Regions from separate parts of the Homo sapiens genome. Here regions 1 and 3 are each linked to region 2. Evidence: chromatin loops called from intact Hi-C (ENCODE). Cell type or tissue: dorsolateral prefrontal cortex. All regions are shown on one strand. Each heading gives the region's core, and the rest is flanking DNA. Links, peaks and the distances in the headings are about the cores only. Region 1 overlaps GAB2 (GRB2 associated binding protein 2). Region 2 overlaps GAB2 (GRB2 associated binding protein 2). Region 3 overlaps GAB2 (GRB2 associated binding protein 2).

Region 1 (10,632 bases), core at 1,345-9,344, 89 kb before region 2:
TTTGGAGTCCTCAGTGTCTACTATTTCCGTCTTTATGTCTGTGTATACCCAATATTTAGCTCCCACATATAAGTGAGAACATTATAAGTGTGGTGTTTGGTTTCGTTTCCTTTTTTTTTGAATTGGGGAGACGGAGCCTTGCTCTGTTGCCCAGGCTGGAGTGCAGTGGCATGATCTCGGCTGACTACAACCTCTGCCTCCTGGGTTCAAGTGATTCTCCTGCCCCAGCCTCTCAAGTAGCTGGGATTACAGGCACACGTCACCATGCCCAGGTAACTTTTTGTATTTTAGTAGAGATGGGATTTCACCATGTTGGCCAGGCTGGTCTCGAACTCCTGACCTCAGGTGATCGTCCCGTCTCAGTCTCCCAAAGTGCAGGGATTACAGACCTGAGCCACCTCATCAAGACTGGTTTTCTGTTTCTACATTAATTCACTTAGAATAATGACCTCCAGCTGCATACATGCTGCTGCAAAGTATGTGATTCCATACTTTTTACAGCTGTGTAGTATTCCATGGTGTATATGTACTATACATTTTAAATCCAATCCACCATTGATGGGCACCTAGGTTGATTCCCTGTCTTTGCTGTTGTAAATAGTGCTGCAATAAACATATGAGTGCATATGTCTTTCTGGTAGAATAATTTATTTTCCTTTGTACATATACTCAGTAATGGGATTGCTGAGTTGAATGGTAGTTCTATTTTTAGTCTTTGCAAAATCTCCAAACTGCTTTCTACAGTGGCCGAAGTAATTTACATTCCCACCAACAGTGTATAAGGATTTCCTTTGCTCCACAGCCTCTCCAGCATCTGTTGTTGTTTTTTTTTTTTTTTTACTTTTCAGTAATAGCCATTCTGAGTGGTGTGAGATGGTCTCTCATTGTGGTTTTGAGTTGCATTTCTCTGATGATTAGTGATGTTTGTACATTTAAAAATGTTTGTTGGCCCATTGTGTGTCATCTTTTGAGAAGTGTCTGTTCATGTCCTTTGCCCACTTTATAATGGTATTATTTGTGTTTTTTATTGAATTATTTAAGTTCTTAGATAAAGATTCTCAGTATTAGTCCTTTGTCAGATGCATAGTTTACAAATATTTTCTCTCATTCTGTAGGTTGTCTCTTTACTCTCTCGATAGTTTCTTTTGCTGTGTACAAGCTCTTCAGTTTAATTAGGTCCCACTTGTCAATTTTTGTTTTTGTTGTAATTGCTTTAGAGGACTTAGTCATAAATTCCTTGCCAAGGCTGATGTCTAGAAGGGTATTTTCTAGATTTTATTCTAGGATTTTTATAGTTTGAGATCTTACTTTTTTTTTTTTTTTTTTTTTTTTTTTTTTGAGACAGAGTCTCCCTCTGTCAGCCAGGCTTCAGTGCAGTAGCTCGGCTCACTGCAACCTCCGCCTCCTGGGTTCAAGTGATTCTCCTGCCTCGGCCTCCTGAGTAGCTGGGATTACAGGCACGTACCACCACGCCCGGCTAATTTTTATATTTTTATTAGAGACAGGGTTTCGCCATGTTGGCCAGGCTGGTCTCAAACTCTTGACCTCAGGTGACCCGCCCACCTCGGCCTCCCAGAGTGCTGGGATTACAGATGTGGGCCACTGTGCCCAGCTGAGATCTTGCATTTAAGTCTTTAATCTATCTTGAGTTAATAATTATGTATCATGATAGGTAGGAGTCCAGTTTGATTCTTCTGCATATGTTTAGCCAGTTTTCCCAGCACTATTTATTGAAGAGTCTTATCCCCATTGTTTTTTTTTTTTTAACTTTGTCAAATATCAGTTTGTTGTAGGTGTGTGGCCCTATTTCTGGGTTCTCTATTCTGTTCCATTGGTCTACATGTCTGTTTTTGTAACAATACCATGCTGTGTTGGTTACAATAGCCTTTTAGTATAGTTTGAAAGTTGACTAATGTGGTGCCTCCATCTCTGAAGAACATGTCAATTTTTAAATGCAAGTAGAGTACTTTTCAAAAGTTTCCCAAAACTGAACTTTTGTTAAATCTTACATATAATCTTCTCCCTCCTCTAGTACAATGTTTATAAAATGAGAGATACTAGAGGAAATGCAGTGTGAACTGTGCTGCATCTCTTAATTACAGGAACCATTTCTCCGCTTACTGAACACATACTGCACTCCACGCTGCTGTGGGCTAGGAGTAAAAAGACATGAGCAATTTTTCCTGCTTGCAAGGAACTTAAAATCTATAGTAAAGAGGTAATTCAGCCAAAAAGTATAACATAAAGTGATAAGTTCCATCGGTAATAGAGGTAAGCAGGAGGTAGAGCAGACCATACATACGGGTCATTTCCATCAGCCAGGGATGGATAGAAGATTGTGGGAGAGCATCCTGGAAGGAGTGATGTCGGAAACATCTGTTCCCCTTCTTTCCTCTCTCACAGCTCTTAGTACTGTGCTAAGGTTAATAAGTCCTTGGTACAGGGGTACTCATATCCACCCCCATGGCTTCAGTTACCTTTCCTATATGCTGATGACATCCAAATGTACATCTCCAACCCATGCATGAACTTTTCAGACCAAATCCTTGGCCTACAGCTCGGGAAACCTGCCTCAGTAGATGTCATAGTTGGCTCAAGCTAGAAACCTGTAAGTCATTCTTCACTCTGTTTCAACCCCCACATTCCAGCAGTGACTAAGAAATTGATCAGTTAAATATCTCTTTTGCATTACCTTCTCTCTCTCTCCATTGCCCACCACAGTTTAAGCCATAATTTCTTACTGGGACTATAATATCTCCCAGTTGAGACTGGGCACAGTGGCTCATGCCTGTAACCCCAGCACTTTGGGAGGCCATGGCAGGTGGATCACTTGAGCCCAGGAGTTTGAGATAGATCAGCCTGGGCAACATGACAAAACTCCATCTCTACCAAAAAAAAAAAAAAAAAAAAAGGCAAAAATTATCCAGGTGTGGTCATGCACACCTGTAATCATAGCTACTTGGGAGGCTGCAGTGAGCTGTCATAGCACCACTGCACTTCAGCCTGGGCAACAGAGTGAGACCTTGTCTCAAAAAAGAAAAAAATCTCCCAGTTAGTATACCTGATGCTAGGCTTGCTCTTCTCAAGCTTTTCACACAGCAGCCAGAGTGATCTTTCTAGAACATAAATCCAGCCATAGCACTCCTCTTTTCTGTTGTCCTTAGGATGATGTCCAAATTCCTTATCTTCTTCCCACATTGAACAAGGATAAGACCCTCTTCCTTGCTATTAATTCTCATGGTGCACCATATTTTCCTTGATCATAATATTGATCATGCTTTATCATAATTACCTGTTTCTTAGCTGGGCATGATGGTACATCCCTGTAGTCCCACCTACTGGGAGGCTGAGGCAAGAAGATTGCTTGAGCCAAAGAGCTCAAATCCTGCCTGGGAAACATAGTGAGACCCCTGTCTCTAGAAAAAAAGAAAATAAAATTGTTTTTCAAAATTATCTGTTTCTTCTCACCTGGGCGCAGTGGCTCATGCCTGTAATCCCCGCACTTTGAGAGGCCAAGCAGGGGCAGATCGAGGCCAGGAGTTCCAGACCAGCCTGGCCAACATGGCGAAACCCCATCTCCACAAAAATGCAAAAGTTAGCCAGTGTGGTGGTGTGTACCTGTAATCCCAGCTACTCAGGAGGCTGAGGCAGGAGAATTGCTTGAACCCAGGAGGCAGAGGTTGCAGTGAGCCGAGATCACACCGGTGCACTCCAGCACTCCACCCTGGGTGACAGAGCAAGACTCGGTCTCAAAAAAAAAAAAAAGTCTGTTTCTTTATATCTCTGCCAGATACTCAGCTCTGAGATCATGGACCATGTCTGTTTTGTTTACTGCTGTATCCTCAGCCCGTGGCACAGTGCCTGGTTTACAGTAGAATAATAAATGTGTAAGTTAATTTTTTATTTTAAGTGCACTTTAATAATTTTATATCTCATAAAAATGAAAAGGCCTCAAATGTGGCTCTCTGCTAAGTATGATTAGTCATATAGTAAATTATTTTTATAGCAGATCTTGTTTAGGTTGTGAACATGGGTGAGAAATTCCAGTTTCTGTCATTATGTCTGGTTCTATCAAGAGCCATAGAGATGAATGTTACCAAGCCTAAGGGTAAGTTAGAGAGGAAAACATGGGAGAAAACTGTAAAGAACAGAAACTCTACCACTTTTTTCCCCAACTAGTACTGCAATATATATCTTCATACATACATCTTTTTCTTTCCTTTGAATTATTACCTTAAAGTCAGATGCCAGAAATGAGAATTATTGGGCACAAAGGGATGAACATTTTTAAGGCATTTGAAATACTGCCAGATTATTTTCCAAACACATAATACTAACAAATAGTTCAGAGCAACATGCAAGGGTGTCTGTTTTATCACACTACAGGGAATTGTCATGAAAATCTTTTAGCTGGTTTAATGGAGGAAAAAATGGAGGAAAAAAAATTCATTTTTAGTTAAGGTTTGGTGTTTTTCATCTGATTATTTATGCAGCTCCTTCTGAGGGTGCATCCAAACGCTCACAGCCTTGTTTCAGAGGCTGAGAGGCCTGCAACCTCAGCGGCCTCTGGGGCACAGCACCTCTGTTGTGCAGCAGCAGGGAGGGGCAGTGATGGAGGGAAAACATAACACAGACCACACCATTGTTAGGGGATGAGGTTGCTGGGATAATGCTGTGAGAAGGGATGAAAAGAACGATTCTCCATTCTTGATTGTTGTGATTTCCAGGGATGAGCCAACAGCTCCAGTGCGGGAAGGGATGGGTCTTTACTGCATCCAGATGCTCCTTTTTCCAGTGCTGCCTCCGATTATTTCTGGTGAGAAGGGGTGGTGGATAACATAGCAGCTGAAACAGATTAACTTTTATGCCAGTTTCCTCCCTTTAAGTGATTGCCCTGGACCTGGGGACATTCAGAATTCGTCAGAAACCGTTTAGAAATAAGAATGTGGTTCAAGGTCCCTGGTGTGCAAGAGCCAACCTTCTGGAGTTTGCGTACCATTCCTGCCTTTATCTGTGGGAGCTGCTTGAGGCAAAGGGATCTTTCTTTCCTCTCCTTCCCTACTGCCACTGCCGTTGTTCAGGCCCTTATCCTGTTTTGTCTGGGCTTCCTGTTTCCCTTAATCTATCCTCATCTATGCTGTTGCCAAAGTGATATTTCTACTATGCACACTGGATCCTATCCCTCTCCAGTTAAAACTGTCAGTGGTCCGCCACTGCCTTCAGGATGAAAGTCAAGCTCCTTTTCACAGCTTTTTTTTTTTTTTTTTGGCATTTAACAATCAGATCCCAAAATGTCTTTCCTGACTGGCTCCCACCGCTTCTCTGGACTGTTCCAGGACCCTGACTAGTGCATGCACTCTGTAAGGTGCTTGTGCTGGTCCCTCCTCCTGATAGCCCTTCTGCCTCTGTTCCACCAGATTCACTCCTGATCCCTCATCTCCCTCCTCAAAAAGAAGTCTCCCTCAATTATCAACTCTCTGATGGATTTTCCCTGGTAGGTAATCAGTTCTGTTCCTGTAACCCTCTAGTAGCAACTATATACAAGATTGTGATTTCTATTATTATTTTCCCCTAAATCAGGAATTATCTTCCTTTTGTATATTCATATTTGTGGATCCCCAGCCCTTAGTACAATATTTGACACATAATAAATGCTCCAGAATATCTTTTTCTTCCTTCCTGCCAGGTTGTTTGTAAGTTCTTTTACCTTCAATGTGTTCTTAGTTTTAGAGTTAAAAGGAAATGTAATGTAGTTTAATCTTCTTCTTCTTTTTCTTGTTTTTTAATGGTTGACAAAACCAAAGCCCAGAAAAGAAAAGAATTCACCCTGGGATGATCAGCCAGATATAATGGCAGGGCTGTTTAGGGCTGATCTCCTTAGGTAACTTAAAAAGAACCTTGAAACAAAAGATTGCATCAGGAGGAAAGGAAGGAGCAAAGATTCGTTGCCAAGTTCTTTGCTGAATGCTTAATATATGTTACTTTTTAAAAAAATTATTTCTTCTTTTGATTGTGATAAAATACACATAACATAAAGTTTACCATCATAATCATCTTTTTTTTTTTTTTTTTTTTTTTGAGACGGAGTCTCGCACTGTTGCCAGGCTGGAGTGCAGTGGCGCCATCTCAGCTCACTGCAACCTCCGCCTCCCAGGTTCAAGCGATTATCCCGATTCAGCCTCCCGAGTGGCTGGGACTACAGCTGCCCGCCACCACACCCAGCTAATTTTTGTATTTTTAGTAGAGATGGGGTATCACCATGTTGGCCAGAATGGTCTCAATCTCTTAACTTACGATCTGTCCACCTTGGCTCCCAAAGTGCTGGGATTACAGGCGTGAGCCACTGTGCCCGGCCCATCGTAATCACTTTTAAGTGTATAGTTCAGTGACATTAAATGCATTCATATTGCTGTGCAGCCATTACCACCATCCATCTCCAAAACTCCTTTCAGCTTCCCAAACTGAAACTATACCCATTAGACATTGATGCCCTATTCCTCCGGTGGCCTAATAACCACTGTTGTATTTTTTGTCTCTCTGAATCTGGCTACTCTAGGCTTGCCATGTAACTTTGTCATATAAGTGGAATCACATGGTATTTTCTAACTGCTTATTTCACTTAGCTTAATGCCCTTAAGGTTCATCCCTGCTGTAGCATGTGTCAGAATTTCCTTCCTTTTTAAGGCTGAATAGTATTCCATTGTATGCATGTACTGTGTTTTATATCTCCATTCATCCACCAGTGACATGTGGGTAGCTTCCACCTTTTGGCTCTTCTGACTAATGCTGCAATGAACATAGGTGTAAAAATATTCCGTTTGTGTTCCTGCTTTCAGTTTTTTGGGGTCTGTATCCAAAAGTAGAATTACTGGATCATATGGTAATTCTATTTTCAATTTTTTGAGGAATTGCCTTACTCTCTTCTATAGCAGCTGCACTATTTTATATCCCCACCAACATTGCACAAGGGTTCCAGTTTCTCCATATTCTCACCAACACTTATTTCTATTTTTTAAAGTAGCCATATTAATAGGTGCAAGGTAGTATTTCATTGTTTTGATTTGCATTTCCCCAATGATTAGTGACATGAGCATCTTTTCATGTGCTTCTTGGTCATTTTGTATCCCTTCTTTGGAGAGATGTCTATTCAAGTCCTTTGTCAATTTTTAGTTAAGTTGTTTGTTTTTGTTGTTATTGTAGTTCTTTATATATTCTAGTTATTAACCCCTTATAATCCTGTACTAGTCAGTGTTCTCCAGAGGGACAGAACTAATAATATGTATATATGAAAGGGAGTTTATACATATTTCATAATATGTATATTATGAAAGTAAAGAATTGGCTCACACAGTTATAATGCAAAGTCCCACAATAGGCCATCTGGAAGCTGGGGAAGAGAGAAGCCGGTAGTGGCTCAGTTTGGGTCTGAAAGCCTCAAAACCAGGGAAAACAACAGTGCAGCCTTTAAGTCAGTCCCAAAGGCAGGACACCCACCCCCTGGCCCCCCGTGCAAGTCCCAGTGTCAGGCCAAAGAACCTGAAGTCTGATGTCCAAGGGCAGGAGGAGCGGGAGGAAGCATCCAATATGGCAGGGGGAGGGGGAGTGGGGAGAAGGAAGCCAGAAGCCTCAGCAAGCAAGCTTATTCCACCTTCTTCCGCTTGCTTTCTTCTGGCCATGCTGACAGGCAGTAGGATGGTGCCCAACCATATTAAGGGTGACTCTTCCTTTCTCAGTACACTGACTCAAATGTCAACCTCCTCTGGCAGCACCTTCACAGATAAACCCAGAAACAGTACTTCGCCAGCCATCTAGGCATCCTTCAATCCAATCAAGTTGACACCTAATATTAACCATCACAAATCCTTTACCAGATATATGATTTGCAAATATTTTCTTCCATTCAGTGGATTGTCTTTTCACTTGGTTGATTGTGTCCTTTGATTCACTAAAGTTTTAATTTTGATGTCCAATTTATCTATTTTTTGTTTTGCTACCTATACCTTTGGTGTCACATCCAAGAAAACATTGTCAAATCCATTGTCATGAAACATTTTTTCTATGTTTTCTTCTGAGAGGTTTATCATTTTCATTCTTATATTTAGGTCTTTGGTCCATTTTGAGTTAATTTTTGTATATGGTATAAGGGTCCAGCTGTTTTTTTACATGTGGATATCCAGTTTTCCCAGCACCATTTGCTGAAAAGTTCTGTTATTTCTTTTGTATTTGTGTGATAGTCCTAGGATGTGTTATAATTACCTTATAGATGAGAAAACAGAAGGTGAAATATTCCTGAGGATCCCCTAAAAGCAGGCTTCTTGCTATCCTTGGCAGTTCAAAGACATTAAAAAGGGGGGAAAGCCATTTTGAAATAATGCGAGAAGAAGAGGGGAATAGACTGAGAGGAAAAGCAAAACAAAATAAAATAAGATTGGGATAGACAGCCAGCCGTGAGCAGAACTTTGAAGTGTGTTTATAATTCACTCAGAGACCTCCTCCCCCCTGCCCTTTTACTCTCCTTCCTTCTCTTACTCTCTCAATTAGCTCCTTCAGTTTGCTGTCTCTTCTGAAACTCTTTGAAAGCTTTTCTACAGTCTGTGTCCAGCCTGTTTTCTGAGCTTTATCTGCTGTCTCCCTCGCTGCCACTGTGAAGCTGTAATGGAGTCATGTTAGTTCTCACTGCTCCCATAGCAAGCCCTGCCTTTACAGACCACGTTCATTTTATTCACTTTACCTTTAATGTGCCATGGTCTTTCTCCAAGGCCTCTTGACGGTGGTGGCACCTCTTCACCTCTGCGTCCCAGTAGCATTGTGGCACAGAGGTGGCTGTTCTGTAAATGTGTCAAAAAGATGACTAAACCGACAGTTTTTGTTCCTTTGCATAACCATTCCACATATGCAATATAGTCTTACCTTCCGGGATTTAAAGTAAGCATGTGACCTGGTCTCTGTCCACCAGTGATTGTAATCTAGCTGGGAGAAAGCAAGGTACTTCTATATACACTTGACACTTTAATATTCTGTATAACATGTTATACTTGTAACCTTCAGTGAATGACAGGGAAGACTTGTTTTATCTCCATTATATTAAGATACTAAAGCACAGCAAAGTTGGAGTTTGGCTGAAATCACATAACTAGCAGAAGATCAAGGTGGGACTTAAACCTAGGGGACTGACTTCAGGCAAGATGCTTAACCACTTAAAGCTACTCAGTTTGTTCATCTACAAAATGAGGATAATAGCGTCTACTTCCTAAGTGGTTGTATTAAAAATTACACCATGTGAGTGAAGAATTTTGGCATGTCATATGGGACGCAGTGCAAGCTGCTATTGTCTGTCTGTCTATATGGTGTTTTTTGTCACTGTTATAACACTTTCAGTGTATTACTTTGGAAAAGAGGCTTGCAAGTACCATCACAACGGTTTCTCCCTGGACTTTTGGAAATATTAATGGCCACTCCTGTTTTACATGCGAGCCCTATGTCAAGCACCTCATGTGATGCCTGCCTGACTCAGGGCTCAGTGAATGGTTCCTTTACTTCCCCTCCTGGCCTTGTGCTTTTATGGGTGAATTGCACAGGACTTGACACTCCCACATCCAGAGGCTAACTAGCTGAATAACCCAGCTAGAACTAGAACTTAGAATTCTGCCATGTTTTTCAGACTGTGTCTTCTTTTCCATTACTCTTTCTGTAGTCTTTCATGTGCTCTCTTCACATTTTTTTGGTAGGTGGATTTAAGTTGGTAGGATCACTGAGGCATAGTAGAAGCTAATCTGTACTGATACCTTATTTTCAATTTGTAGAGGCCCCAGGGCACTTGTGTGATAAATGGTGCTATGTAAATTAAAATGCAAGTAAGGGTCTCTTCAGTGTTTCTTAAATTAAGTTTATTATATGTGGTAATTTGCACCTAGAGGCTTTTGTTGTTATTTGTTGTAGTGACTATGGCAGTAATGAGCCTGCTCCCAGAAAAGCTTGGCACATGCCCCATAGACAGTTTATTTGCATTTGGCTGGACTCCATGGTGTACCCTGAACAAATGAATCAGCCTATTGGAGGGGTGGAGAAACTGAATCATAGGGAGGCTGTGGGTCTTGCACATGATCCCTGGTGATCCTGAGGTGGGGCAATACCAGAGTTCTATGTCCTGTTCCTAGCTGGATTATTCCTTAGCCTCAGGATTTGGGAGCATCAAGCACCTTGCAGTTCACCCTTAAAAGCACAAAGCCAGGAGGGGAAGTAAAGGAACCATTCATTGAACCCTGAGTCAGGCATCATATGAGGTGCTTGACATGTAAAACAGGAGTGGCCATTAATATTCTCAACAGTCTAGGATTCGGATTCAGTCTTTGCTTTATTGTGGTAGGTAACGCTGTTTATCTGGCAGCTGCATTGATCCAAACCATGTGAAGAACTGAAAAAAAAAGTGCTGGGAAAAAAAAAGCTTTAGAGTGATCCCAAAGAATACACTAAGGCTTATACACATCAGATTCTCGTGACAACCTTATGAACAGAGCAAGTGACACCTTCTTCATGAATCTTAGCCCAAGGAACTTGCCTGAGATGTGGTGATCACACAATAAATAGCAGACCAAGGACTGATAGATCACCACCCAGAGATTCTCTAAGAAT
Region 2 (10,632 bases), core at 1,518-9,517:
AATCTAATACTACGAAACTTCTAGGCTGGGCGCAGTAGTTCACGCCTGTAATCCCAGCACTTTGGAAGACTAAGAAGGGCAGATTGCTTGAGCTCAGGAGTTGAAAACCAGCCTGGATAACATGGCAAAACCCAGTCTCTACAGAAAATACAAAAAGTAGCCAGGCACGGTCACATGTGCTTGCATTCCCAGCTACTCAGCAGGCTGTGGTGGGAGGATCACTTGAGCCTGGGGGAGGTCAAGACTGCAGTGAGCCAAGATCATTCCATTGCACTCCAGCCTGGGCGACAGAATAAGACCCTGTATTTAAATAAAAAGAAAAGAAAAGAAACTTCTAGAAGAAAACATCTCCATGATCTTGAGGTAAGCAAAGATTTTTATATAGGACAGAAAAAGCAAGAATCATAAAAGAGAAAAAACTGTAGTTTTTGGTGAAGTAGTCTTTATCAAAATTAAAACTAGTTCTTCAAGAGGCCTCTTTAAGAAAAGAAAATGGGCTGGGCGTGGTGGCCCACGCCTGTAATCTCAGCACTTTGGGAGGCAGCAGGCAGATAACTTGAGGCCAGGAGTTCGAGACCAGCCTGGCCAATATGGTGAAGCCCCATGCTAAACCTCTGCTAAAAATACAAAAATTAGACAGGCGTGGATGTGCTCATCTATAGTGCCAGCTACTGGCGAGGCTGAGGCTGGAGAATCGCTTGAACCCAGGAGGTGGAGGTTGCAGTGAGCCAAGATGGCACCACTGCACTCTAGCTTGGGCGACAGAGTGAGCAAGACTCCATCTCAAAAAAAAAGACAAATCACAAAATGCGAGAAAATATTCAACGCGCATATCTAACAAAGGATTTGTTTGTGGTCCATATAAAGAACTTCTACAACTCAGTAAGAAGAGAGCAATCCAATATTTTTTTAATGGGCAAAAAATGTGAATAGATTCTTCAACAAAAAAAGATATAGGAATGTCCAGTAACCACATGAATAGATGATCAGTGATCTGGGAAATGCAAATTAAAATCTCAGTGAGATTCTGCTTTACCTCTGCTGGAAGGGCTAAAATAAAAATGGCTAACAGGCCAGACGCAGTGGCTCATGCCTATAATCCCAGCACTTTGGGAGACCAAGACAGGCGGATTGCTTCAGCTCACAAGTTTGAGACCAGCCCGGGCAACATGGCGACACCCCATCTCTACCAAAAACAATTAGCCAGGCATGGTGGCACATGCCTGTAGCCCCAGCTACTCAGAAGACTGAGGTGGGAGGATGGCTTGAGCCCAGGAGGCGGAGGTTGCAGTGAGCTGAGATCACGTCACTGCATTCCAGCCTGGGCAATAGAGCCAGACCTTGTCACCAAAAAAAAAAAAAAAACTTAACAGTGCCAGGTATTGGTAAGTATATGAATAGACTTTAATCCTGTGTTTCCTCTAACATTCACATTATATACTAGGTGCTCTGGAAGAAAGAAATGATGCTTTAAAGTTTACAAAGCACTTTTACATTAGGTACCTCATATGATCTCCAAAGTAATCCTGTAAGATTATTTTTGAGTAGGGGGTATAAAGTGAATCAGCCCATTCATCCTGCCTCGCATAGACTAGACATAACTGTGTCTGATTGGATTACTGAGGCTACTAATACCAGCCTTCTATCTATCTCTTTTTTCATTTATGTGGGAACCTGATTGTAAAGATACAGTAAATTAAGCACCTTAGAAATAAAACTGTGAATTATGTATTTATCATCACTTTTACTGCAATAATAGCCACTAGTCTTCCTTCAAGTACTAGATAATATGTATTCTTGCTAAAATAACTTCATTTCTCAAAATGCAGGTCTTCCACTGAGCTAAAATAAGTAACTATTCAGAATAATATCTATTGCCAACGGAAAGAGTTTTGAACTGGCAGAGTCAAGACAAATAGAGTTCTTTTTCTCTTTGAAGACAAGTTGGTTTCACTGGACTTATTTTTGTCCTCCAGCCTTTGGGGCCTCATTCCAGATTCTAGCCAGTGTCTGTCTTCTTATTTCAAGAAGGCTGTTAAACCTGTAACAGATGATACATTGATGTGAGTCACATGCCCTGAAAAGCCATAATTCTGGTGAGGGTTACTAGGAGTGAAATTTCATTGGTGAGATTCCAGAATCACTGACCCTGCAGCAGTAGTCTATAGAAAGATGGTGGGTAAATGGTAAAATTAGAAATGTCAGTGGAGAGCTTACCCATCATTAATCTTTTCTAAGTCTTCCCTGACTCATTCACCAGAGGCTTTGATTGACTGACCAAAGGCAAAATATACAACTTTTAGTTTCACATATACAGCTTTGCTCTGTAACCAGAGTCCTGCCAAAATTGGCTCAGAACTGCAGCCAGAAGGGTTTGAGATACAAAGATTGCCTCATCTCATAAAGATTTGTGACACAGAGTTTTCTTCTTTCACAGGAAGGATCCATTTGGAATGGGTCAAATGCAAGAGGATAGTTCAAATGACCTCTTAAACATGGCCAGTGACAGTTACAGAACTCTAAATGGTGTTTAATCTACTTACAAGCATTTTATATTAAGTCACCCTTAAATGGGAACATACTCATTGAAAATCAAAGTGAGTCCTTCATCATTAGGGTTCTTGGAGTCCAGTGGGATAGAAAAAAGCAAAATCATCATATAGTATGGTATATAAAATTATATGAAAATGTGTGGAAGAACAAGTACAAAATGAAGTGGCTAGAAAAACTAGAAAACCATTTTTAAAAGCCAAGGGAAGGCCGGGCACAGTGGCTCACGCCTGTAATCCCAGCACTTTGGGAGGCTGAGGCGGGCAGACCACGAGGTCAGGAGTTCGAGACCAGCATGGCCGATATGATGAAACCCCGTCTCTACTAAATATACAAAAATTAGCCAGGTGCAGTGGTACGCTCCTGTAATCACAGCTACTCAGGGTGCTGAGGCAGGAGAATCGCTTTGAACCCAGGAGGCGGAGGTTGCAGTGAGCCAAGATTGCATCACTGCACTCCAGCCTGGGAGACAGAATGAGACTCCGACACACACACACACACACACACACACACACACACCACACACGCGCGCGCGCGCACCAAGGGAGAGACTGTATGGTGGCAATAGCCTCTATAGCCTCTGGAAGAGCCATTGGCCAGGAATGGAAAGGGAAGGCACTTGGCACTGCTGGCTTGAGGGAATATCTTCTCTCAAACTTCTTTTTGATTCTGGGGAGCTCCCATACGTGCTTGTGTTTGAGTATCTTCCTGCTCCAACTCTGCCATTTACTGTTTTCCTCATCTGATAATGTGAAAGTAAGAGGTGTGTCTCAGAACTATTAGGAGGATTTAAAATGAGATCACATGTGATATGTATGGCATAGTATCTTGCCTATTTTATAAGGCTTCTGTAAGCCCAGCCCTGGAAGAGAAGCCTCTCTCCAAATCCACCACTTCCAGGTGGATTATCCATCCCACAAAAGCAACTCAGGTCATCACAGTGACACAGGCCTCAGTTAAGGTTTACATGAAAATACTAAAGGCCATAAGACTGCTGAGTATTTGGAATTCCCCATCTAGATTATTGCCCAAAGGGACCACATTTTAGCATGGTTTGCGCAGTGGGGGCACCCAGAGACCTGGCTGCTAGAACAAATTCCCTGCCCTCTGAGTATGTAACTTTGGGCAAGAGTCCCTTGTTCAACTCCTCTTACTTGGTTACTGAGGTGATAATCAGTCTCCCTCAACATGTGTCACTATTATCTATCATATGCCTGGCACTATGCCAGGGTACAGGATATGGCCCTCTGCCTTCTAGGAGCACATGGTCTGGTAGAAGTGGAAAGACACAGACCTGAATAACTGACATAAGGCAGAATAAGGTGAGTGTTGCGATGGAAGCACAGAGTGCTGTGGTAGCACAGAGGAAGGAATGATTACCATAAAAAGGAGAATTAGGGACCTGTAATACCTTTGTAGAGTGAAAAGGCTTCTTGTGGACTTTGTGTAAGGTGTTGATGTATCAAGGAAGCGTTCCACAGGGAGGTGAGTAATGCAAGACCAGGGCTGAAGTTTAGACTACACAGGACATGTTTAGGGATGAGTGAGTAGTTCTGTGAGCGAGACAGGAGGATGCCGGGGTAGAGGGAAGTTGGAACGTAAGCTAGTGGGTTCTACAGAGGAAGGGCTTTGATCTGCTGATCAGAAGGTTTGGGCCAAGCCCAGGAAAAGGGATAGCAGCAACATACGTTTGTTTATTCATTTGCTTACTTACAACAAACGTTTATTCATTATTTATAATGCAACAAGCATTAACCTAGGTGCTAAGGAGAGAAAAATGAGTAAGACACAGTTTCTTTCCTCAAGGAAATCACAGTCTGTTGGCAGAGATAAGTAGTAATGGTGCCTAATATAGGTAACACTTGCTACCTGCTCCAAGAACAAAGTTAAGCAAGTGATTAAGTTAAGCAATGCTTAGAGGTAGAGGATGTAAGAATGGCCTTAAAAAATGTGTCTTCTGAGATGAGTTTGAAGGATAAATGGAGTAGGAACTTGCCAGATTGAGGTAAGAAGCCTTCCAGACACAGCCCAACAATGCAGCAAAGCCCAATGCTTGACTAACTGGGGCACACAGGGAACACTGCAAAGTTTGGTTTGGATCCTAGAGTGGAAAAGGGAACTAAAGAGAAAAGATTGGTGAGATGAGTTGGGATAAACCTAGGAGTTTGGGCTTAATCCTGAAGCATTGAGGCGGTGTTGAAAATGTTTACACTGGGAAGTTAGGAAAGTAAATATTAGTAGGATGGAAGGATCAGAGAGGCCCTGGGCAGAAATCATAATGTGGGTGACTCCCAGGTTTCTGGCTTGAGTAACTGTTGCCATTCCCAAAATAAGAGAGGCAGGAGGAGAAGAGTTCCAGAGGAAGATGATGAGTTCATTCTTGAGTATGTTGAAGGTTATTGCAGGGTGCCTGTGATGCTCTTGCAACCCCATCCCCACCTTGAAATCCTTCAGAGGCTCCCCGTTCCCTTTAGTCCTGGCCTGGCCTCCAGTGTCTTCTCTCAGCCCTGCCTTCTAATGTGCTTGCTGCAGCCTGAGCAGCTTCGAGTTTCTAGAACTTGCCAGGTTGTGTTCTACATCTTTGAGCCTTCAACTAGAACACCATTTCCCTTCTCCTGCCTTCTGCCTGGCCAGTTGTGGCTCATCCTTCCAGACTCACTCAAGATAAAACATCTCTGAAGGAGGCTTCCCTGACATTGTCTACCACCACCCCCAGCAAGGGCTGATACCAACTGTCAGCAGCTACATACTCACCCCTACTTGACTGTAATGATTTGCATCCATGTCATCTCCTGCCCTACTGTGACATTCCCAGACCACCCCTCACTGGGCAGGTGGCATCTCTGTATCCCTTTTGCCTGGCCCAGATGGAAATTAGGACATCAGTAAATGTAAAATGAACAAATCCAGATGGGAGCATCCAACAGAGAGTTGGAAATTCCAAAAAAAGCAAAATGAAAGGCACCAAAAAAATGCATACAACATTAACACCTTATGTCTACCATTCGCTCCCCCCGCCACCCCCGTCCTCTTCCCTAAGCACTACATTATCTAAAGCCTAGATGTTCAATCATCCAAGCCCATGGCTGTTGGCTTGGTTATGTGTCTGGAATGGAACAGAAAGGGAGGAGGAGTGCAGAGGCCCAAGGAGGAGCATCAGTGAAGGTTTGGAGACTGACCTGGAATTCCTAGCCATCATGGTGGGTACAGTTTACATGAGAGGAAGCCTGGCTTTACACACCTGTTTCCTCTTTCTAAGCTCTGGCCCCTATTTTCTAACACCATCTGGTGGCCACATCTGTAAATAACAAACTCCTCAGGAGCTGAGAGAGCTTCTATAAGGCAAAAGGTCCAGGGATTGGCCTCAGAGGGCTATTATGTATTACAGCCCCAACAAGTTTATATGTATACGAGATTTGCCTTTTCTGATGAGACACTCCAAGAGCTTTTGACCAGAATCTTAAAAACTCCTATAGCCTCCAAAAGGCTTAGAATCCCTGCTACAAAGGATTGATTCTTTTTTTCCCCAAGTGAAATCCTATGAAGAATCATACACAAGCTAAAGAAGCAGACCTAAATCCCTGCTTGCTCAGAACCTCACCCTCCAATTTCCCAAAGCACTTACAGAGAACCTGGAATCTAGTTTGAAAACCACTCTTGTGAAACGAAGGGCTTGTAGAGCATCGGGGCCAGATGGGCCCTTAGAAATCATTGTGACGTACTAGGTCCCACCTGAGAGAGGAGGCTTGGTGATACACACAGCACGTATCAGTAGCAGTACTGGAACCTAACACAAGTCTCCCCTCTTGTTTCTCTTCTCTTTTTACTGCTTGCCTTATTGCCCAAAACCTAAATTTAAAAATGTACTAATCAAAACTTTTTCTATATATAGTTCCCAAACAGGAAACCATTCTTCATATAGATTTCTAGGTCTCTGGAAAGAGATCTTTCCCCTCAAAATGCCTCTTAACCAACCATAAATCATGGTAGAAAATAAATCTAGAGCTTACGTTTGAATAGTTTGTTGTTTGTTTGTGTTGGGGCGTGTGTTTTTTTGAAACAGGGTCTCATTCTGTTTACTAGACTGGAATGCAGTGGTGCGATCATAGCTCACTCTAACTTCGAACTTCTGGGTTCAAGCGATCCTCCTCCCTTAGCCTCACCAGAAGCTAGGACTACAGGTGTGCAGCACCCTGCCCAGCTAGTTCTTTTTTTTTTTTTTTTGGTGGCAATGGAGTCTTATTGTGTTCCCAGGCTGGTCTTGAACTCCTGGCCTCAAGTGAACCTCCCACCTCAGCCTCCCAAAGTGCAGGGATTACAGTCATGAGCCACTGCACACTGCACCTGACCCAAATAATTCTTTTCAACTTACAACATCAATACCCATGGGCTAGTTTCACAGTGGCAGAATAGACTCAGAGAGGTAAAATGACTTGTTTGCTGTTTCCTGTCATCAACTTAAAGGTTCTTTCCACTGTCTCACAACATTTGTGTTCGAATGTGCATATTCTGCGGTACTTAAAACAGTGAACAAATAGGCAATCCATCTGGCTTATTGATACTTGTTCAGGGAGTGGGGGTTATAACCCCTGCTATTAACTGCCATTTGGAGATGGGGGACGGATGAAGTCTAACATTGTTTAAACATTCATATACTAGAGTCTGAACAACCTTCAAAATATGCTTTTAGTCACCATTTTACAGATGCCTAAACCAAAGTATAGAAAGAGAAAGTGCTTTGCCTCAAGGTCACACAGCTAGTAATTGTCTCACCCTCCTGCCCTTTCCCTTCTTTCTCTTTTAGGAGTGCCAGCTTCTCTCAGGGCACCAGAGCCTCTTTTCTCATGAGGAGTGACACAGCTGTACAAAAACTTGCCCAGGGCAATGGACACTGTGTCAACGGGATCAGTGGTCAAGTCCATGGCTTCTATAGCCTTCCCAAGCCGAGCCGGCACAATACAGAATTCAGAGACAGTACCTACGACCTCCCCCGCAGCCTGGCCTCCCATGGCCACACCAAGGGCAGCCTCACAGGCTCCGAGACAGATAATGAGGATGTGTACACCTTCAAGACGCCCAGCAACACCCTGTGCAGGGAGTTCGGGGACCTCCTGGTAGACAATATGGATGTTCCGGCCACCCCACTCTCAGCCTACCAGATCCCTAGGACATTCACTCTGGACAAAAACCACAATGCCATGACAGTGGCCACTCCTGGGGACTCAGCCATAGCTCCCCCACCCCGCCCCCCCAAGCCAAGTCAGGCAGAAACACCTCGATGGGGCAGTCCTCAGCAGAGACCGCCAATCAGTGAAAATAGCAGATCTGTCGCTGCCACCATCCCCAGACGCAACACCCTCCCTGCAATGGACAACAGCCGACTTCACCGAGGTCAGTATAAGTCCTAGCTGAGACTCAGAGGGAGGAGGAGGTAACACAGGGGTTCTCAATAGTTTGATGGTCCTTGGTCATCCATGGCCGAGGGGAACTTACGAACCACCTAGGTCACTGATACTCAAAAACATAGGTGTCTTCTACCCAGATCCCTTACCAGTTGGTCCTCCAGCACTGGAGGCTGTTAGTAGTAGTTGTCTAACAGAGCTAGCCCCAGAGAAGTTAATGTTCTACTAATGGAGAATAGGACATTCTTGATTAACCACAGTATAACATATTATGGGTTTAGAAGCCCAAATCATTGTATTTTATTCATTTGTAAATCAAATCAAAGATTTAAAAAATAAATTCAGAAGATCAGTCCAAACTGGAGTGAAACCTGTGTGGACTAACAGACTGCTAAAGCAAAACGAGGTCTTAATATTTTCTAAATCATACTTGAATCTCTTTGGTTGAAGTCAAAACTTTTATTTGAAGTACCTAAATTCTATTGTTACTTGTTTTCCACTGAGAGTATTCCAACTCTGCATGTAACCTCCTCTGTATGATGAAAAAATAGAACAATATTAATTCCTTTCATTTTGCATCTTGCTTTATGGTTTGCAAAGCCTTTTCTTGTCCATCCTGTTGTTTAAGCCAGGCAGAGAGGTTGGTGGGACAAAACCTCCTTGTCTCCATCTCACATGAGGCCAATGACAGTTAAGAGACTTAAATAGAGTTGCAGAGTCATTGTGCCAGAGATGAGACTCAGACCCTAGAGTCCCAGCTCCTAGTTTAGACCTCTTTGCCGTCTTTCAATCCATCGACAATTTGAGCAGTCATACTCCGTTTTGGAACTGAGATGATAAAGACATACATAAAACATGTTCCTGCCCTTCAGAGCTTACATCTCATTGGGAAAATAAAACCAACACATATAAATCAGGACAAGTATTGTTACTGTGGTGTTCAGAGAAGTGATGGCTGGGGTGAGCAGGACAGGTGAGTGGTGTAGGAGTCAAAGGAGAGGTGCATAGATGAGGGTAGAGTAGTCAAGGACAGCTTCTCTGCAGATGCTAACACTGGAGCTACATCTAGAAGCCCAGGAGGAATTTTTGAACTGAGGAGTGATGTGTTCGAAGAAATTCCTTATCATTTGGGGTTGAGAGTAGTATCTTCTGGAGTATCAGTAAGACCTTGAACCACACTGGTGAGGGTATGGGTAAGTGTCAACACATGAATCAACCATGAGTACTTATGAATCCTCCTTCCTCTGTCAGCTTCTTCCTGTGAGACCTACGAGTACCCACAGCGTGGTGGAGAGAGTGCAGGCCGGTCTGCTGAATCCATGAGTGATGGAGTTGGCTCTTTCCTGGTGAGTGTGGGTTAACCCAAGGGTCCTCAGGCCGGCCTGGTTAGGTAAAAGGTCACACCTTATGGAATTAAAAGCACAACCCCAAAAGATTGATGGCGTCTCCATCTTAGGACCCTGCCCAAGTTCTTGTCTCAGTTCAGAACCCTGCGTTGAGTCTTTGGACAAGTAAGATATAAGTATTCTAGTCTGGAAGAAATGTATGTGCTAAGGTAGACTGGATTACAAGGTTCACCAACCTTGTAGGTAAGCAGAGGATCTAGAATGCAATAGACCCAGGCTGCACGGTGGGGGAACCTCTAAGACAGCAACCTTACCCACGTGGCCTCACATGCAGGAGGGAGGCTGCAGTGTGAGACTCCAGGCAAGGGTGGTACTCACAGTCAGGCTAAGTGGCAGAATTATGGCTTGAGTGCAGGATCCCAGGCTGCCCTCTGGAAGATGCTAACCGCAGTTCTCCAAGGTGTCAGGCAAGAAGACCAGGGCCTGGCTTCAGGCCCACTGAAAAGACAGTGAAATCAGGTAACCAAGGCAGAAGCAGCTTAGTTGTATGTCACGGCAGATAGAGCAAGAGTTAGAGGAAGGCTGGGATTGCTGTATCACACAACTCTGTAGAAGCTCTGACTGCAGCTTGGTGGTCCCCTAGGTGCCTGGAGTGAGCCCCAGGTACTTAGAAACCTGGACTGGGGAAACACAACTGGCCCCAGACCTCACCTTCCAGAGCCAGGACTCCTAATATGCTCCTTGTTCTGATCCAGGGCCTGAGATGCTGACCTGCCAGTGGTGAGTCTGGACTTGAGGTGGAGGGCAGGTCCTGAACCAAACCTACAGTCTATGGACTATGCCACCCACAGTGTTGGTCAGGCGTCCAGAAAGCCAAGTGGACCCAGTCACCAAGAATATTTTATACTCTAGATTTATCAAAAATTATTAGTGGATGCCAAAGGATCGTGAAGGCTTGAAGGGGCCCACAGACCTCATATATTCTTGTCTCCCACTCTGCTTCCTTTTTTTTATTTTTTATTTTTTGAAACAGAGTCTCACTCTGTCACCCAGGCTGGAGTGCAGTGGCATGATCTTGGCTCACTACAACCTTGGCCTCCCAGCTTCAAGCGATTCTCGTGCCTCAGCCTCCTGAGTAGCTGGGACTACAAGCATATGCCACCACGCCCAGCTAATACTTTGGATTTTTAGTAGAGAGGAGGTTTTGCCATGTTGGCCAAGCTGGTCTCGAACCCCTCACCTCAAGTGATCCACCTGCCTCAGCCTCCCACTACTCTGCTTTCTTATTTGGTCTCCCCAAGGTCTCCCTTACAGCTTCAAAGTATAGCTAACCC
Region 3 (10,632 bases), core at 1,060-9,059, 100 kb before region 2:
TTTTCTTTGCCTAATACTCTACCATTCTTTCTCCAACTTCCACCTTCTTTCTCTTTTCCCTGCCTCTAAGAGAACGGTGTGGGTTGTCAGGGGAGAAAACATATCATTCCATTCTTTTATTACTTTCTAGCCCCTCCTTAACTAAGTCTTGTCTGTGACATCACTGTGGGGAATTCTGCCTTACTTCCTAATAGGGCAAAAACTTCTGACCCCTCCCTGCCATTTCTGAGACTACAGCAAAAAGGAAACCCCCGCATAGTAGCTTCTGGTGCCTTTTGCATATTGCCTTTTGCCCTGTCCTTATTTCTTTTTGGACATTTGATTTAAGAGGCAAATAGTACTAGATGAGGAAATCAAACCCACTAACTGAAATCTACGCTGAGAAGCAAATGATTATCTGATCTTTTGCTGAGACCAAATGCTAAGAATGTGTTGAGATCTTGGAACCCAAAGGTATTAGATGAACATTGAGCAAGAAGCATTTAATCGCAAGGCTGGTTGCCCAGTCCAAGGTTCTTTGAATGTTGTTCCCTGCTAGTGCTAGTACTATAGTCTTCAGAAGTCCATAGTCAAAGGTAGGTAGATGCTGGAGTACTCACAGTCAGATTTCTGAGCAGTTGAATACAATGGCTTTTCTTCCCTTTACTATGATATTTTAGAAATAGAAATGACTAGATGCTAACATATTTTAGTTCAATATATATCACTTCTTGTCATTAATTCAATTCTTTGGTTTATTTTGTTTCTAATTGCACAGATAACAAGAATTTCCTAACATTTTTCTCATACCCTTTGGCCACTTAATGTTCCCATGCTATTTATTCCTGTTCATTTTTCACTGTTTGATGATGGTTATTGTTGAAATTTAGCAAATAAAATGTCAGCTGTGGCACCTGTATTTCCAGGGTCTAAAATAATGTGTAGACATCCATAGACAAAACACAAAATTCTAACTATTATCTATTTTATAAAACAAAGCACTTTACCAAGGTTTTAGAGATTTAAGGTGCCCGTTAATTATCCCTCCTCCCAGGAAGTCAAATTATCCTTGTTTGCTCATGATATGATCTCATATTTGGAAAAACCTAAAGACTTCACCAAAAAAAAAAAAAAACAACAACTATTACAACTGATAAATTCAGTAAAGTTGCAGGATACAAAATCAGCATACAAAAATCAGTAGCATTTCTATATGTCAACAGTGAACAATCTGGGAAATAATTCTTGTTGTGTTTTTTTTTTTTTTTTTTTTTTTTTTTTTTTTTTTTGAGAGACAGTCTCGCTCTGTCGCCCGGGCTGGAGTGAGTGCAGTGAGTGCAGTGGTGCGATCTTGGCTCACTGCAACCTCCACCTCCCAGGTTCAAACAATTCTCCTGCCTCAGCCTCCTCAGTAGCTGGGACTACAGGCGTGCACCACTATGCCCAGCTAATTTTTGTATTTTTAGTAGAGATAGGATTTCACCATGTCAGCCAGGCTGGTATTGAATTCCTGGCTTCCAGTGATCCGCCTCCCTCCGCCTCCCAAAGTACTGGGATTGCAGGTGTGAGCCACCATGCCCGACCTGGAAAATAATTTTTTAAAAAGTAATCCCATTTATAGTAGCCACAAATAAAATTAAATGCCTAGGAATTAATTTAACTAAAAAAGTGAAAGATCTCTGTAATGAAAACTATAAGACACTGATGAAAAAAACTAAAGAAGGCACCAGAAAATGGAAAGATATTCCATGCTCATGGATTGGAAGAATTAATATTGTTAAAATGTCCATACTACCCAAATCTATAGATTCAATGCATTCCCTGTCAAAATACCAATGACATTCTTCACAGAAATAGAACAATTCTAAAATTTATATGGAATCACAAAAGACCCAGAATAACCAAAGCTATCCCAAGCAAAAAGAACAAAACTTGAGGAATCACATTACCCACTTCAAATTATACTACAGAGCTATACTAACCAAAACAGCATGGTACTGGCAAAAAAACAGACACATAGACCAATGGAATAGAATAGAGAACCCAGAAACAAATTCACATACCTACAGTGAACTCATTTTCAACAAAGCTGCCAAGAACACACACTGGAGGAAAGACAGTTTCTTCAGTAAGTGTTGCTGGGAAAACTGGATATCCGTATGCAGAAGAATGAAACTAGATCCCTATCTTTCACCATATACAAAAATCAAATCAAAATGAATTAAAGACTTAAATCTAAAACCTCTAACTATGAAGCTCCTACAAGAACTGATTGGGGAAAATCTCCAGGACATTGGTCTAGAAAAAAATGGCAAGTGGTAACTCCACAAGCACAGACAACCAAAGCGAAAATGGACAAATGGGATCACATCAAGTTAACAAGCTTCTGAACAGCAAAGGAGACAATCCCTAAAATGAAGAGACAACCCACAAAATGGGAGAAAACATTTGCAGACTGCCCATCTGACAAGGGATTAATAACCAGAAAATATAAGGAGTTCAAACAACTCTATAGGGAAAAGTCTAATCTGATTTTTAAATGGGCCAAAGATTTGAATAGACATTTTTTGAAGGAAGACATACAAATGGCAGACAGACATATGAAAAGGTACTCAACATCATTGATCATCAGAGATACATAATCAAAACTACAATGGGATATGTCACCTCAATTAAAATGGCTTTTATCCAAAAGACAGGCAATAGCAAATGCTGGCGAGGATGTAGAGAAAAGGAAACCATCTTACACTATTGGTGGGAACATGAATTAGTACAACCACTAGGGAGAACAGTTTGGAGGCTCCTCAAAAAATAGAGCTACCATGTGATCCAGCAATCCCACAGCTGAGTATTTACCCCAAAGAAGGGAATCAGTATTTTACACAGAGATACCTGCACTCCCATGTTTGTTGCAGCACTGTTCACAATAGCCCAGGCTTGGAAACAACCTAAGTGTCTATCAGCAGTTGAATGGGTAAAGAAAATGTGGTACTTATACACAATTACTATTCAGCCATAAAAAGAATGAGATCCTCTCATTTGCAACAACATGGATGGAACTAGAGATCATTATGTTAAGTGAAATAAGCCAGGCACAGACAGATAGACATTGCATGTTCTCACTTATTTGTGGGATCTAAAAATCAAAACAATTGCACTCATGGAGATAGACAGTAGAAGGATGGTTACCAGAGGCTGGGAAGGGGAGTGAGGGGTGGTAAGAGAGGTGGGGATGATTAATGGGCACCAAAAGTAAAATAGAAAGAATGAATAATACCTACTATTTTATTGCACAACAGGGTAACTATAGTCAATAATAATTTATTTGTACATTTTGAAATAACTGAAAGAATATAATTGGATTATTTGTAACACAAAGGATAAATGCTCAAGGGGATGGGTACCTTATTCTCCATGATGTGATTATTACACATTGCATGCTTGTGTCAAAACATCTCATGTATACCTACTATGTACCCACAAAAATTAAATTAAAAAAGTTACAAAATTATAACCATCAAAAAAATTATTATTAGTCCTCCCTTCTGTTGTAGAAAATAGGAAGGAACCAAAAGGAGATGAACTTATCACCTTTACTCATGACAGCTCAAGAGGGTCTCAGATATAGTCTGGAGATGCCAGTCTAGGAGTACTTGGTACAATGAGAGAAATATGAATCAGCAAGCAATATATAGAGTAAGACAAGAGAAAACTGAGGGTGAAATCCCAGGGATCATAGACCTTAAAAGGATCCTTATGATGACTGAAAATGAGGATAGAAATGCAGGAAATTGTGGTGTCAGGTAATCTAAAGGATTTAGGAGAGGAGCCTTCAGGTGTCTCAAATGCTGCCAAGAAATCAGTGAAGATAAGAGCAGCAGTAAGTATCTATGGGATTTTACAACAAAAAGTTTTAGATCACCCATGGTGAAAAACTTACTGTTCTCCCTGCCCAGTCTCCCTAGACTAATCACACAGGACCACCTACATTTTGTTTTTCAGTCTGTCTTCACATCTGGCTCCCACTGTGTATAAAAATATGCCACTGGGCAGGGGGTGGTGGCTAACACCTGTAATCCCAGCGCTTTGGGAGGCCAAGATGGAAAGATCTCTTGAGGCCGGGAGTTTGAGACTAGCCTGGGTAACATAGTGAGACCCCCCACCTCTATAAAAATTGTTTAAAAATTAGCTGGGCATGGTGGTGCATTCCTGTAGTCCTAGCTCTCGGGATGCTAAGGCAGGAAGATTGCTTCAGCTCAGGATTCGAGGCTGGAGTGAGCCATGATCGCACCACTGCCCTCCAGCCTGAGTGACAGAGCGAGACTTTTTCTCTAAAAATAAAAAATAAAAAAAGTCACCAAAAGATCTTTGGACTCAAATTATTCATTATAATCCTAGAAGAAGGACTTATCAGTATGTGTATTATTGGAAGATGGTTAGTGATAAGATTTTCCTTTGTAATTGGAGCCCAGTATTTCCGGGTGAAGACTGTAAAGCACTGGATCAAGAGTATACTGATGGTACCACATGTCCCAGGCAGGCTCTGAAACAAAGCCCAGCATTATCCTCCTCCTTCTGTCATTTGAAGGACCATCTTTCCCATTAAATTATAAGAGATTCTTGATCTGCTATAGGGGATACACCAGTGTTGGGGCTCAATAAATATTTGGCAAAATTAGGCTCTGCAGGTATAAGACAAGGCAAAGGGGAAGGTTCTTAAAAAAACAAAAACTATATCTTCAAATTTCTGCTCAGACTCTAGGGCATGAGGGAACTCCATGTGCCTGCTTCTTCCTCTAAGCACCTAGAAAGGTTCTTTCTCAAAGTCAATAAACAACACTTCTTAATAGTTACTTTTTGGTCTCCTAAATGTTACTTTTTAGTTTCCCTACTGTTCAAGCCAGAGCTATGATTTGTCATTACTCACATATGCCTTCAAGTGCAGATAAATTTCCTGCATGCCATTGCTACCTCTTGCTGCATCCCATTAGACTCTTACTTAAGTTGTGAGGTTTATTTTTTGATAACCAAAATTCACTTAAACATAGGATGTCATTTGTACTACTGATCCGTTTCTCTCATCATTTGAGTCAGGATATGTGTGTAGGACACTGGGGCTTTTACCTTCTTTTTGTGCTATCATAGCTTATATGAATAGAAAGCTCAGACACAGTGAGGACTTGATCAATATTGAAAGGAAATTTAAATCATACCAGGTACCCTATAAGCTTCTCCCCCAGGCAAATAAAGCCAGTGTTAAGTTGATCTCCCTAGGTTGGTGGGCAGGGAAAGTCCCAAGCCTGGTGGCTTCCTCAGTCACTTCTTTAAAAACCAGGGGCCTCACCACTGGTTTCCAATAGCCTGTGTATTTTTAGTCCTGCTTTTCATGTAAGTTTCCCATTAACTGCTTGCAGGAAATCTTTTCTTGGACATAATCTGCCCATTTCCTGAAGTCTTCCTCCCGCCTTGTGTCAGTTTGGGGATGAATCAAGTCAGCAGTTTTGGAGGGGGTTTGTTCTGTTCCCCGCCACAGGCTCCCCACTTTGTAGAGTACCAGAAAGCTGCCTTTCTTGTCTTTTCCTAGAGGCAAAGGGAGGAGGGGCAAGCCCTTGGTGTGTGTCTGCCTCTTGGGTTGCCCAACACAAATGCCCTTTTGTGTGTGGAGGGGGCATGTGTGTTTTTTTTCCCCTTCCCAATGGACACTTTCATTTACGAGGTCCGGATGGTGTCCTCTGGGCTATAAACAATGGCATAGGAGATAAAGAGCTGCCTTAGTGACCAGGCTGTGGTGGCAGCCACTGGTTTTCCATCTGTGTCTCTGTTTTCCAATCCCCTTGGTCTATTGTGAGTTTGGTCTGATCTGAGCCAGCCTGGGACCTCTGTAATCCCTTTCTAGGCCCAGAGCAGCGTGGGCACTATTCCTCTTATCCTGAGGACTTCAAGCTTAGAGAAAGAGGTTTTCTGTGGTAAGGATAGCAACTCCTCATGTTTGCACAATGTGTTTAAACACATTATATCTTTTGGAGAACTGAAATTCTGGATTTGTTATCCCTTAAGAATGGAGGATTCGGGGCTGGGCGCAGTGGCTCACGCCTGTAATCCCAGCACTTTGGGAGGCCAAGGCAGGCAGATCAGGAGGTCAGAAGATCGAGACCCTCCTGGCCAACATGGTAAAACCCCGTCTCTACTAAAAATACAAAAAATTAGCTGGGTGTGGTGGTGCATAACTGTAGTCCCAGCTACTGGGGAGGCTGAGGCAGGGGAATCGCTTGAACCTGGGAGGCAGAGATTGCAGTGAGCCGAGATTGTGCCACTGCACTCCAGCCTGGCAACAGAGCGAGACTCCATCTCAAAAAAAAAAAAAAAAGAATGGAGAATTTGGATCAAAAGAGTTGGAGTGCTGGTCCTGCTATTTATTTATTTTATTTTTATTTATTTTTTGAGACGGTGTCTGTCTCTGTCACCCAGGCTGGAGTGCAGTGGCGCGATTTCGGCTGACTGCAACCTCCACCTCCCGGGTTCATGCAATTGTCCCGCCTCAGCCTCCCGAGTAGCTGGGATTACAGGTGCCCACCACCATGCCCTGGTAATTTTTGTATTTTTTAGAAGAGACAGGGTTTTACCATGTTGGCCAGTCTGGTCTCGAACTCCTGACCTCAAATGATCTGCCCACCTCAGCCTCCCAAAGTGCTGGGGTTACAGCCATGAGCCATTGCACCTAGCCTGGTTCTACTATTAATAACTGTGAGATCTCAGGCAAATTCTAGAACTAATACCTTTCTACTTCATAGGGTGTTCCACAGTTCCATTAAGAAAATACGTTATGGGAAGAAAAATATTTCCATTAAGAAAATAACATATGGGAAGCACCCAAATGTTAACCAAAAAAGGAGGGGGTGGGAAGAGGAAATGTACAATGAGACAATATAAATGAATACGCTATGCATAAGATGCTAAGTATATAGTCACTATTTGGTTTTAGAGGTCTAAGAGTAAGCCTTTTCTCCAGATAAATCTACCCCTTCACCTGGATTCTCATTCTGACCATCACTTCCTTCTCTGTCATCTATCACTACGGGCCCTTCTTTCACATGTTGACATGACTCTCCTATCTCAAAGCAAACCACTATTTCTTGATTCCAGCCCCTAGCTCAGTGCTTGGCCCAAAGTAAGGTTCAACATTTTCTTGAATGGATACTTGTGAAAAACTCCAAAACGCAAAGCCTTGTATTTCCCTTCTTTCCTGTCCCCAGAGACCTGCTGTTTGTCACTCAAACTTCTTTATTTTTATACCCAGGGATCACTGTGAGAAATGGAAACCACTCCAGATACTTTAAACAGGAAGGAATTTAATACAAGGAATTAGATGCTTACCAAATGATAGGAAGAACTAGAGCTGCATGTTCTAGTTTAAGAACTCCATAGGTGACCTCCTAGGACACCACTGGTGATCCATTTAACCCCCACCCACACCCCATAGCTGTGGTCTCGGGTATGGGAGGTCAGACTTGAGAAGCTACTAATGAACCTGCCCCATGGCACTCAGGAGGCTGGATAATACCTCAGCCGCATAAAACAATCAAACGTCTATATCCTTTTTTGCCAGTAGAAACGAGAAATAGCCAAAAGAGAAATGGAAAATGGTCTTAGCCTCATTTCCACCTTACCAGTCTTATATGAATGCAAGTAATTGGCAGACTGCCTGCAAACAAATTTGGTAAAGGTGACTTTTAGTTTTCCAGATTTTCTAACTAGAAGGGGAATGGAATTGATGTTGAGTGGGCCAACCTATCGTACATACCAACCAACTTCATCTAGAAAGTATTTCAGGTAGCAATATGGCGAGATACATGCTAGCTGAGAAAATCCAAACAGATCTCTGTGTTTCTAGTTATAACACCTTCCAAGTACAAAACTGCTTCCATAAAATCATGCTTTTCTGTGGGAAATCTTCACATTTCCCTGTGGCCTCTAAAATGGTCTGGTTGCCCTAGCAGCCAGCTCGCCTTGTACTTGTTGAGTACCTAGGGTATTCTCAACAAATGCTTGAGTGAGTGCCTACTATATGTGTCAGTTACTATGAACACATCAAAAACACATCAAAAAAGAAAGACAAGGCCCTGCCTTCAAGGAGTTCATGATGGTCTAGTAGGGGGATACAGAGATGAAAACAGTTACAAAGTGATATTATAAATGCTAAAAGGAACACAGATGAGAGATACATAAATCGTATTGGGGGATAAAATGAGGATAAATATGAAAGGGCCATCTGTACTCTTGTAAAAAGTTAAGTGTAAGGGATTTTTAATTAATATAAAGAGCCTACAAGACTGGCCTTATAAACTCTCTACTCTCTTTCTCCTAGCCACGCAACCCAGACACAAAACCCCAAAAATGTTCTTCATTTTTGCTAACATTTTTAAATGAAAAATTTCAAACATAAAGCAAGATTGAAAGAATTTTACAATTAACACCTATTTATCAACCATCTAGATTCTGTCATTAATATTTTACTATGCTTGCTGTATCACTTATCTATTTGTCTATCCATTCCTTTGACCACCCATTGTGCATCTTATTTTTTATAGCATTTAAAGTAAATTGCAGACATTAGCATATTTCTCCCTAAATACTTTAGCATGCATATCATTCCCTAGAGTTCCACATCTGTTGAGTATTTTTCTTTGAGGTAAAATGTACATGGAGTGAAATGTCAATCTGAAGTGTTCTTTGAGATGTGACAAAAATGTAACTAAAGCTCCTATCAGACTATATAAAACATTACCATCGTTCCAGAAAGTTTCCCCATTCCCCTTTCCAAACAATTCTCACCCCACCCCCACCCTCCAGAAGAAACAATCATTCTGATTTTTTTTCTACCATAGATTAGTTTTGCCTGTTTTAGAATCTCATAGAAACAGAATCATACAGTATGTACTCTTTTGTGTAAGGCTTCTTTCATTTGGTATAATACTTTTTGAGATCCATCCATGTTGTTGAATGTATTTATAGACCATTCCTTTTTATTGCTAAGTAATATTCCATTGCATGAATATACCACTTTGTTTATGCATTCTCCTTCGGATGGATGCCTGTGCCGTTTCCAGCTTTTGGCTATTATGAGTAAATCTACTATAAGTCTGTAATGTCATTTTTAATAGACTTTTTGTCAGTTTTATTACAGAAGAACTGAGAAGATGGTACAGAGTTCCCATATACCCCACACCCAGCTTTCCTTATTATTAATGTCTTACACATAATGTCTTTTTTAAAAAGCCTTCCGCGGCTTAGTGTTTTTGATGGCTGCTTAATGGACTGCTGATTGGGAAGACTGCAAATGCAATGCTACCAGTAAATGCCCTGCAACAGGAAATTGTTTTTGTCATCCCATTGAGATTATTGACCCAGGATTTATTTTATCAAACAATGTGGACCCGAGAGTGCCTAGTGTTTGGTGTGTATATCCGTTTCTCGGAATCTTGCTCAGGGAAGGGTCCAAGGTCAGGTCCTTGTGTCTGCAGGTGAGGGTAATAGGGCTTTGTCCTCATCTGCACAAGCAAATGATCAGCCCACCACGACTTTCCCACTTTTCCACTTCTAGGCCTTCCTGTCACCCACAACAAATTCCCAACAAGTTTGTAAGATGTTTTGCCAAAGCACAGCTTATTATTATAATGACAATATTTATGCTGTACTTGCCAGTTTATAGAGGTCTTTAACATCCACTTCTTCAATTCAATCTAGTAAGGTATTATATCCATCTTCTAGAGGAAAAACTAAAATTCAAAGAAATTTAATGATTTATCCAAAGTGACACTGCTAGTTATTAAGAATTTAGGATATAAACCCAGCTGTCTTGCCCTTAAATCCTGATTTTTTTAAATGTATTATTATTTTCAAAATTTGGGGGGCTCACCATTGTTTTTCAAGGCAAAGTTCAAACCATTTAGTACATCATTTAAGTCCCACTGTGGTTGGGACTCAACCTACCTTTTCATTCTCATGTTTTCCTGGCTCCCTGTAGGCTCTAGAAACATTCAATGGTATGTTGTTTCCCAAACACTTCATGAATATTGCTACCTCTGTGCACTTTAATGATGCCTTCTCCATTATGTTCAGAATATTATTTCCTTTGTTCCATGCTTCATATCTTGGCCCCAAAATCTGTTTCTGGGAATATTGTTCATCCTTTAAGGCTCATTGCAGATATTGTTATTTTCATATGAAACATCTCTTGATTACTTTCCTCCTCCCACAACCATTCCCAGCTTGAGGTGCTTGGTTCCCTGTTCTGTTCATTGATTAGACTTTGAATGCCCAGCAGACCCCATTTCATATTAAAATGCAAAGATAATTAAAACATGATTGTTTATCATTCTTATAGGCTATTAGTGAATCAGACATGTACAGAAGTGATGATAATATGACATGAGGATTAAAATTGACCCAGATACCGATTTATTGAGTTCCCACTGTATACCCACCACAGATGCTCAGTACGTATTTGTAGAATTGTATTGAATAATAGACATGATGCATTTGCGCTAAATAGGAATGATCTTGAGTATAGACAAAGAATGGTGGCTTACCTGCTGTGGTTAAAGAGCATAAATGGGATCTTTGCTCAAATAAATCTCCATCCAATTTCTTCTT

What was found. A loop is a pair of places that touch in the nucleus more often than their neighbours do. Peaks named below come from ENCODE experiments on the same cell type or tissue, not always from the same donor. Only the 100,000 strongest peaks of a DNase experiment are listed, where the experiment ranks them.
Region 1: it touches region 2 in a loop (4-fold over the local background); 9 of 110 quality-filtered maps call a loop at or near these places.
Region 3: a loop joins it to region 2, with 3.0 times the contacts of the local background. A loop is called at or near these places in 4 of 110 quality-filtered maps.

What each region holds. Positions count from the first base shown.
Region 1 is chr11:78,313,005-78,323,636 of GRCh38, reverse strand. The region is part of intron 1 of GAB2 (GRB2 associated binding protein 2); the gene reads left to right. It overlaps LOC105369402 (a long non-coding RNA gene), which reads right to left. Exons shown (of 3, transcript XR_950343.4): 2 at 8,732-8,828; 3 at 3,158-4,813. Among named protein-coding and RNA genes, the nearest start is that of GAB2, 99 kb to the left of the region's middle. In dorsolateral prefrontal cortex, for the core only: a CTCF peak has its summit at 4,709; DNase peaks (open chromatin) are centred at 3,841 and 4,646; H3K4me3 peaks cover 2,204 bases; H3K27ac peaks cover 8,000 bases.
Region 2 is chr11:78,223,774-78,234,405 of GRCh38, reverse strand. It overlaps GAB2 (GRB2 associated binding protein 2), which reads left to right. Exons shown (of 10, transcript NM_080491.3): 4 at 7,355-7,941; 5 at 9,204-9,298. It also overlaps a transcript of USP35 not described here. Among named protein-coding and RNA genes, the nearest start is that of USP35, 40 kb to the right of the region's middle. RefSeq lists enhancers at 10,494-10,573, 10,614-10,632. In dorsolateral prefrontal cortex, for the core only: CTCF peaks have their summits at 5,642 and 5,843 (motif pointing left); no DNase peak of the experiment used is centred there; H3K27ac peaks cover 6,144 bases.
Region 3 is chr11:78,326,963-78,337,594 of GRCh38, reverse strand. The region is part of intron 1 of GAB2 (GRB2 associated binding protein 2); the gene reads left to right. Among named protein-coding and RNA genes, the nearest start is that of GAB2, 86 kb to the left of the region's middle. RefSeq lists an enhancer at 5,023-5,072. In dorsolateral prefrontal cortex, for the core only: no CTCF peak of the experiment used is centred there; a DNase peak (open chromatin) is centred at 5,754; H3K4me3 peaks cover 801 bases; H3K27ac peaks cover 7,618 bases.